Linked DNA regions of Homo sapiens: region 1 is linked to region 2. The links are chromatin contacts, found by Hi-C or POLR2A ChIA-PET in ENCODE. All regions are on one chromosome and are shown on one strand. The core of a region is the stretch at or near the end of the contact, and the rest is flanking DNA. Distances in the headings are between cores, read along the strand shown.

The links. A loop is a pair of places that touch in the nucleus more often than their neighbours do. ChIA-PET counts read pairs that join two places held with the same protein, here RNA polymerase II (POLR2A). Pooled maps may share reads with other maps.
Region 1: a map of OCI-LY7 shows a loop between it and region 2 (9-fold over the local background). The contact joins the promoter of FRMPD3 here to the promoter of PRPS1 in region 2. A Hi-C loop is called at or near these places in 3 of 168 maps with a recorded cell type or tissue (CD8-positive, alpha-beta T cell, OCI-LY7 and natural killer cell), 3 of 37 single-sample maps with no recorded cell type and 13 of 50 pooled maps. POLR2A ChIA-PET finds 5 or more read pairs at or near these places in 7 of 52 experiments (HEK293, HEK293T, K562 and 3 more).

The regions. Positions count from the first base shown.
Region 1 is chrX:107,448,256-107,452,329 of GRCh38, reverse strand. It overlaps FRMPD3 (FERM and PDZ domain containing 3), which reads right to left and starts at 2,678. Exons shown (of 15, transcript NM_001388459.1): 1 at 2,325-2,678. RefSeq lists enhancers at 557-1,471, 3,306-3,806.
Region 2 is chrX:107,627,140-107,631,200 of GRCh38, reverse strand. It overlaps PRPS1 (phosphoribosyl pyrophosphate synthetase 1), which reads right to left and starts at 2,691. Exons shown (of 7, transcript NM_002764.4): 1 at 2,451-2,691. The coding sequence starts at 2,572. RefSeq lists a silencer at 2,804-2,853.

The DNA of each region.
Region 1 (4,074 bases), core at 1,429-3,928, 180 kb after region 2:
AATTGCCTCTCAAGTCAATTGAAACCTTCTCTTTGTGGGCCTCAAAACCCTCCACAATTACATCTCACCTTCTGACACCCTCACTCCCACACACACATCACCCATAACTCTGGCCTAGGCACAGACAGTAGAGTAGACAGATGAGGTTGTCCACAAACTGCTCCTGCCTGAGTCCTGCCACAGGTGCCTGAAAGCCCCACCAACAGAGTCACTCCTCTGTGTCCTTTAAAAATGCAAATGTTACCTGTGAGGTGTAAGCAGTAAACCTCTATCAGCTATTAACACCTTGGCCTGGCAGGGATTCTGTCATCAAATTTGCCCGAGCAGTGAGCAAAGCCCCGCCTAAATAATCTAAGGGGGCGGGGGAGAGGACCCAGAGGAGCCCTGAGCAGCCGACGGGAGGGGCAGGAGCAGGGAAGGGGCTCTGACGTAGAAGCCATCGCCGTCACGATTTTACCACGGTCTACATTCTAACTCCGCATCTCTACTTAAAACAGTAAAACCCACTAGTCCTTGCTCCCCTCAACCTTGTTTCCCCCATCCACAATACATTATGCCTTATTTAACCTCAGGGGTGCCTTCATGACAAGCTGCTAAGGTTGAATTAGTCCTTTCACATGAAATACAAAAACAAACAAACAAAAAAACAAGCCATGAAATTGGGTAGACGCTGGCATGTTTGCTTGGGCACGGCCAAGTCTTGTTGAGGTCTCCCCGGGTAGAGCAAGATCTCTTTGCTCAGCGGAAACAGCAAAGGCTTCCCGAAAAGCCTCTCTTAGCTCCCAAGAAGCTGGCAGCTGGGTTCCCCCTGCTTCTCCTGCAGTGAGCTTCATGGGCAAGGAAGGCGAGGGAGGGGCAGGGCCTCCAAGCTGAGGGCCTCTGTGGCTGAACTGGCACACTATCCCGGGTCCTCTAGGCCCAGGTGGAGTTCGCCATTTACCCCGGTCTCCAGCTGGGAAAACTCACTTGGTGCTTCGCTCTGAGTCAGCATAGAATCCCCCACCCTCCACTTCGAGAAGGGCGCCCCCAAGGGAGCCTTGCGCTTATAGCAGTTCCTCCGAAGGCAGGAGTCCAGAGACTGCCCCGCCCTCCGTAAGAGCTGCAGGATGCTAAGACCACCCGGTGGACTCCAGGGTTTTGCACCTGGACCAAGATGCCAAGGGGAGGGGCAGGTCTAGCAGAATTCGGCGTTTGCTGTCATCTGGGGCTCTTTAGTTGCAGCTGCAAGGGTGGAGGTGCCACCTGCTTCTGGGGGAAGGTGTCAAACATTTGCCCCTGCAGTGGTTTCAGTGTGTGTGTATGGGGCTGTGGTGTGTGTGTGCAGGAAACCCAACAGCTCGAGCGTGGAGGGTATGACTACCAGAGTTGGGCACGCTTTTTGCCAGAATGGGGTTCTTAAGGGCTCTGGTGGAGGTGTCTACAGTAGCTGCGTGTGACGGGGGGTTGCTGGGTGTGTATTGGGGGGAAGCAGCAGGTACTGGATCTGCAGTAATGTGCAGTTGTCATGTAGTTTCTCAAGACCACTCTGAGAAAACACACACACACTCACATACACACACACACTCTCCAACCTCCAAAGCACTAGGCTGGGGAGTAGAGGAGTGTGTTTGTGTGTGCATGTTTTAGCAGCGCTAGGGGGAGGTGCATGTATCTGTATATGTGTTTGAGCTTTATTAGCATCTTGGTGGGAGGGGGCAAGTGTAGCTCGCGCTCTCTCTCTCTCTCTCTGTGTGTGTGTGTGTGTGTGTGTGTGTGTGTGTGTGTGTGGTCTTTGCATGGGGCTGACTGTGTGGCTGAGCGCCGGGTATGTTGTGCGGCTGTGTGTGCGTGTGTGTGCGCCTCCGTGTCCGCTTGTGAACATGGCCCCGGGAACCACGCACATGCTTCAGACAGCTGTTTCTGGCAGCCCCTGGGCTCGGGCTTCGCCGGGCACCCCGGCTAAGTGGCCACCTCCTAGCAGCCAGGCCCCGCGTCTCGCCAGCTCTCCCAACTGTGCCCACAGCCCAGGCGCGCACACAAAGGCTCCATAATGAACGCGCTGCACTCCCCTGCGCTCGACTCCTCACCCCGCACCCGCGGAGGCCAAACGAGCCCGCCAAGCCAGAGACTCGCCGGGGCAGTGGGCACGCAACGGGCCGTTACCCCGCCCGCCCAAACTCCGGGCGGCCAGACGTTCGGCGCCCCCCGCCCTGCCCCCGGCTCCCGGGGGCGCCCAAGCGCCAGTCGCCCCCCAGCCGGCCCGGGGCGGAACGCTCCCGCCGCGACCCACCCCCGGTTGGGCTGAGACAGCGGGCGCGCCCCCCTGAAGGCAGCGCGCCTCTTACCTTCCTCCCCCTCCTCTTCCTCCTCCTCTTCCTCCTCCTCCTCCTCCTCCTCCGCCTCCTCAGCGGCGCGGCAGCGGCGGCGCAGCGGCGGCGGCGGCGGCGGCGGCAGCGGGACTAGGGCACCCGTGCCCCCGAGCCCGGCATGGGCTTGGGGCTCAGTGGCGCCGGGCGGCGGGGCGGGCAGAGGTTGGCAGGGCGGCAGCAGCTGGCCCGGGACGCGGGGAGCTGGCGCGCAGGCGGCGGGCTGCGGGCAGGATGGCAGGAGCGCGCGCGGGCTCCTCGGGCGGGCTTCATGGCTGCGCCGCGGGCGGCACCATCGCCGTGGCTCGCTCGTCGCTCTCTCGCTCCAGGAGTGCGGCAGGCTGCGAGGTGACGGATGGCGGCGAGGCGGCCGGACGGCCGAGGAGGGGAGGGGAGAAGGGGCGGGGGGAGGGGGAGGGGGAGGAAAGAGGGGAGTGCAGAATGAGGGGCCTCTCCGGCGCCTCCCGACCCTCGAGTGCTGGCGTCGATTTCCCCGAATGGGAAAGCGGCTTAAAGGCGCAGTTCCTGGCTCGGGTCACTACTAAAAATAAGCAAAAAATTGACAATTGGGGAAAGAATCTCCCAAGAACAACCCAGCAACCCAGCCACCCAGCCTGGCGCTGCCTCACTTCTTGAATCTGACCGTTACGGCCGGACTCTGCCGGGAACTGCTGGCTGCCGAGAGGGCAAGCCAATTTCCAAAGTGAACCCGGGAAAGGGGGGCGGGGAGTGAACTGCGGAGAAGGGGCAGCAGGAACGCTTGCTTCGGAGACTCCGTTCCCTGGCCCCTGACCTTGCTTCTCGCCCCTTGTTTGCTCGCCTTCTGCTGGGGATGCCCTCCCTGCAGCTCCCCTCCTGGTCACCATCGCAAACATCCACACGCACCTTGAGTTTCGGCTCGGGCTCCTGCTCTCAGCGCCTCTCCCCAGCACTGGAGTGTGAGCGGCTTCGAGCCCAGGCCCAACGCCAGGAGCCCACCTCAGTAAGGGAGCGATCTGCCAGCTGGCAAAGGTCTGCTTAGAAAATGCGATTGGTTTGGTGAAAAGGGAAAAAGGTTAAGGTGTGTGTGCATGTGTGTTCACCAGCAGATGGAGGGAGGGTCCTGGCCACACACACACACCCGGAAGGAGAGCAGCTAGGCACACAGCACAGTGCCTGATGAATGATCTCAGGACGTTTTTTAGAGACATGCTGTGAATACTAAACATGCAGCAGCCGAGATTCAAGAGAAGCTCTTGGTCTCCCAGCGGGCTCCAGACCCCTTCAGAGGAGTTTTGAGGGCCAAGAAAAAAGGCCACTCTTCCTTCCCCAAAAAGGGCAGCCTCAGTGGGGACCCAGAGAGACTGGGAAGCTGGACAGTGGGTCTGGGTGGTGAAGTTAAGGCCAGGGAAGAGAGAAGCAGGAGGAAGCAGTGGAGTTGAGGAGCTCCTGGTGATGCCAAATACATGGTGAATTTCCGGGTGTCAGAAGCACCTCGGAGAGACAGTTAAACATTGGCACATTTGGGCCTTGTGAGTTCTAAGGTGAAAAGTCAGCCCTCCTCGATTTCCTCTGTGTTCCTGAACTCTAAAGGAGGCTGTTGGCACAAAGGGATCCATTCTAGTTGGAATATTTCCTCACTTTCGGTTCTTTTCAAGCACTTGGTTAAAGCTTCAGAAGAGGCCGGAGGGCTACTGAGGGGCAATTGTGGGACAAGGGCTGTTCTCCTAGGCTGCACGGAATTTCCAGG
Region 2 (4,061 bases), core at 1,442-3,941:
AAAGAAAATCATATATACTAAATATTAAAGGGAGAAACTGTTCAAAATATATTGCTAAGTGAAGAGAGCTATAAATGTATTAAACATTCTTGAAAAAGTGTATCTTACACAAATATCTGGGAGGTCAGAAATGATAATGTGACATTTATGTCAGGTGGCAGAATTAAGAGGCATATCTTCTCCCTTCCGTGTTCTAAATTTTCCACATTTTCTGCAATATTATCACCACCCCTTCTTGTCAACATTTACTGTTGTACTTATTATGTTTTGGACAAGATCCTAAGAACTTTACTTCTATCTCATTTAATCCTCATAACAACAGTATGGGTAGGTACTACTTTACAGATTAGATTATTGGGGCAAAGAAAGGTTAAGGATTCAGATCCAAGTTCTCTGATTTCAGCACTTTTAACACCCACCCCCTCCGTGTGTGTGTGTGTGTGTGTGTGTGTGTGTGTGTGTTTCCTAAATAACCAGACAGCCAAGGATGATCCTTATGTTAGAAGAAAAGCTACTCTGCTCAAGAGAGCATCAACCAAGAGTCACCTGGGGGAGCAGTTATAGGGAGCAGTTACCATTTCTTCAGTATAGGAAAAACAAAGATAGGGGGAACTCCATAAAAAAAAATGTGATTATGTTCAATGAAGATTTCAGAATATCTAGGAAACAAGAAGCTAATGATTAAGCCAGAAACAAGAAAATCTAACCAGTCAGCAATTATCCATGTTGGACTTAATAGAAATCAATCAGTAGAAAACTAAGTTGTCCTCCCCCTCTCCTCTCCCAATATAGCCTCAGGTTCTGGGGTGCTGCATTATGCAGAGGGCAGAAGGATTAACACAAGGAGAAAATAAAGCTTTCATGCCTTCACATTTTTCCTAGACGCATAGGAAAAGGATTAAATATCCACAGGGGCCAAAGAAAACCTCTAAATGAAAAACATTCTTGTCCCCTAACTATATTGCCAATCACAAAGTCTAGTCCTGTTTTGTATTCTTTATTAAGGCCCATGAGCCATAATGGTTTGGAAAAATCTAAAGACAGCAGTTTGTAAGCCTCTTTTAACTAAGGTATTGCCTGGTTACAGATGGCAATGTTTACACTATCATTTGCATCACAATCAGTAGCACAATAATTCGGGAAGAAGCTGTCCATTATCGGTGACATTACTTTATCAGCTGGGTCTAAAAGAGATAAGGCGAGTTAAACTTGGAAATCAGTCCAAAGAAAGCAAAAAAGTAAGCAAAAACATTTAGGAAAAAATATTCGAAATATTCTTATCTGATTATTAGGTGAAAACTTTCCCCTTAACAAATCTGTAAGATTGTGGGCAGGGCTCTGATTTAATCGATAGGGTAACAATAAAATACAAATTACACCTATCAGAAACTAAAGATCCCACACTTAGGTGGAAGGGGCACTGAAATAATCAGGTAACCAAGTCATCTCTAAAACAGTCCCATGGTGCCGGTAGAGGGTGTAAGTCGGAGTCGAGGAAGCAAGTTTTACTGGCAAGGCAATGGAAAAAACGCAAGTTGCAATGCACTGTCCAATCCTAGTCTTCCACTACATTGCCTGTCCTCAATTATCTTTAACATTCAGGTATAAAATTGTTTCCTAAATTCCCTACACAGAGCTTAAAGAAGGAGCCAAGTCCAGGATGGACTCGGTTACTGAAAAATACGCTTTTGCATTATCTGTACCACTAGCTGCACTGGGGAAGGTCAAACATTCCAGAATTGAGATTTCCAAGATTTTTTGGATGGCTCAAGCTGAGATGCTGGCTATCAAGGATGCAGAGTCAACGCATCACTTTAACAAATCAACTAGATTTATGGCTCCAATTACTCAGGTAGATGATTCATAAGATGAGAAAAGCCAACGCTTGCTGATCTAAGGGAAGTCGTAATAATTTTGGCGCCTGCAGTATATAATGTCAGTTTCCCTCAACACCAAGCCGAACGGACCAACACCATTTCGAATCAAAAAGCTGCTTATTGGACTCTAGGAAAAGAAAGACCAGGAGAGCTCAGTACGCAGGTAGGCTCTCTAAATGCAAGCTAGTCTAAGAGCTGAAGCAACCCAGTCCAGCCTGGGTGGCTCAACAGCAAAGCCAAGCCACGTGTCCCTACCGCCCTGGCTAAGCGTCGGTCCCCTCTCGTCGCTCTATGCAGCCACTATCTATTGGGTCCCCCAGCCCTTGCCCTCAAACGCAGAAGCTTCGCCTCACACTCCATCTTTTGACTCCACCCCACCGCACGGTAAGAATGAACGTGACCCTCCCGCGAGAGGTAAAATAACGGAAACAGCCCGTGGGGTAGGCTAGTCACAGAGCTGCACCCTCTCCCCCCAACCCCCAGTCTGTTTGAGCTCAAGCGGCGACCCCATCCCTCCTATACTCTGCCGCCTGGGCAGGTGAGGTCTAGTCAGGGTCCCAACTTGGTCCTTACCAGGTCTCCTGGTTGCTGAATTTCTTAGTCACCACCTTGCCTAGCTCCAGGCCCAGGCGGTCAGCAATTTTCTGAGATAAGTCCTGGTGGGAGCTGCCGCTGAAGATTTTGATATTCGGCATCCTGGCCAACTACCCTAAGCACTCCACTAAGCGATCACGGCTGCTGCAGAGACCGGAACCGAAGTCGGCCACAGACTCAATACCAAGCGCTTTGCGTTGCTACTCCGCCATCTTACATTCCCGCCCGGCGCGCGGCTCTAAATTACCCAAAGCGGCGGAGGTGGGGTCAGCGGCGAAGTCCACACCCCGCTGGCAACGATTAGCTAAGAGGGAGCGAAGGGCGGGGTTTGGTCCTCGGTGTAGCTCTGCCTCCTTCCGATTCTCTCAGGTATTGGGTGAAGAGCATGAACGGGGGCGAGACTAACCCATAGCCCGGCCCCCTGTAGCTAGGCTGTTGGGGACAGGAGACGTTGGACTGGGGGTGGAGGGATGCTGGTGACGTCTGAGGCCAGATCGTTCCCGCTAGCGGGAAATCAACCATGCCTGCTTTTTTATTTCCCCTCCCTCAGCGCAGGAAAGTAAGTCTGGCTCTGGTTTACAGTTTCCTTTAAGAAAATCTGTTTATCAGGATGACAGCCACGAGTTTGCATGTTTCTGAACACATTTTTTATCTCTTTATAAGGATGGGGCTGAATTAAAACACTTTTACATCACAGACGTGCATGCAAGGAGTTTGCTTGCCCATTGTAATTGCAGTGTCGCCTTTGCCTGCAAGACAGTTTACATGGGGGAAGTGACTGAAGGCATGCCACCTGAATCATCCAAGAGACACTGCAAGAGAAAGTTGTTTTGTTTCTAGTGCTGGAACCAAGTATGTTGAAACAAGTGAAGGAAGATGGATTTTCCAAACTATCTGGACAATAAAGATCTAACTTTTATAGCCCTCGGAAAGGAAAGAAAGTATAGTGTTCTATGGGACTTCAGATAAAGAGCCCTGAAGGGATTTGAAAAAACCTGGGTTTTAGTCCTGTCTGCCTCATGTAAGCCTCAATGTCATCAGCTACATGTTGCTAATGTGGCCTTTTACACCATGTTTTATTATTTTTATAGCGATACTTGTTAATTGGACCTAAGTGAGCCTTTATTCTTGCACCATGTTTCCATTAAGCATATTTTAAGCATGGGTTAGGAGAAGATAAAAATCATACAATTCTGGAATCAAAAGTGACCATAGTGCTCATAACTACCAAATGTAAAAATAGAAGGGACCTCAGAGATCATATAGTCGTTTTACATATGATAAAACTGAGATGGAGGTGGGAGAGGGATTTATCTAAGTGGCAAAGGCAGAAAATACTCAAAGCAGCATCCTGTCTTTGTCTTACTGCTATTTTCAGCAGTGTCCATGGAGGACTTCTCCTTCTGACCTTTTTTGCACTTTTACAAGCTCAGAAATTTAATGTAGGCCCATGTATATAGGAATACTTGGAGAAGGAAGTAAACTGCAAGGCAGAATATTAGTAGTCTTCCATCATAGGCCATTCATCAAATATTTACTGAGTGTTCTATTGCATGCAAGGCAGTGTGCAAGGCGTTGAGGGGACTACAA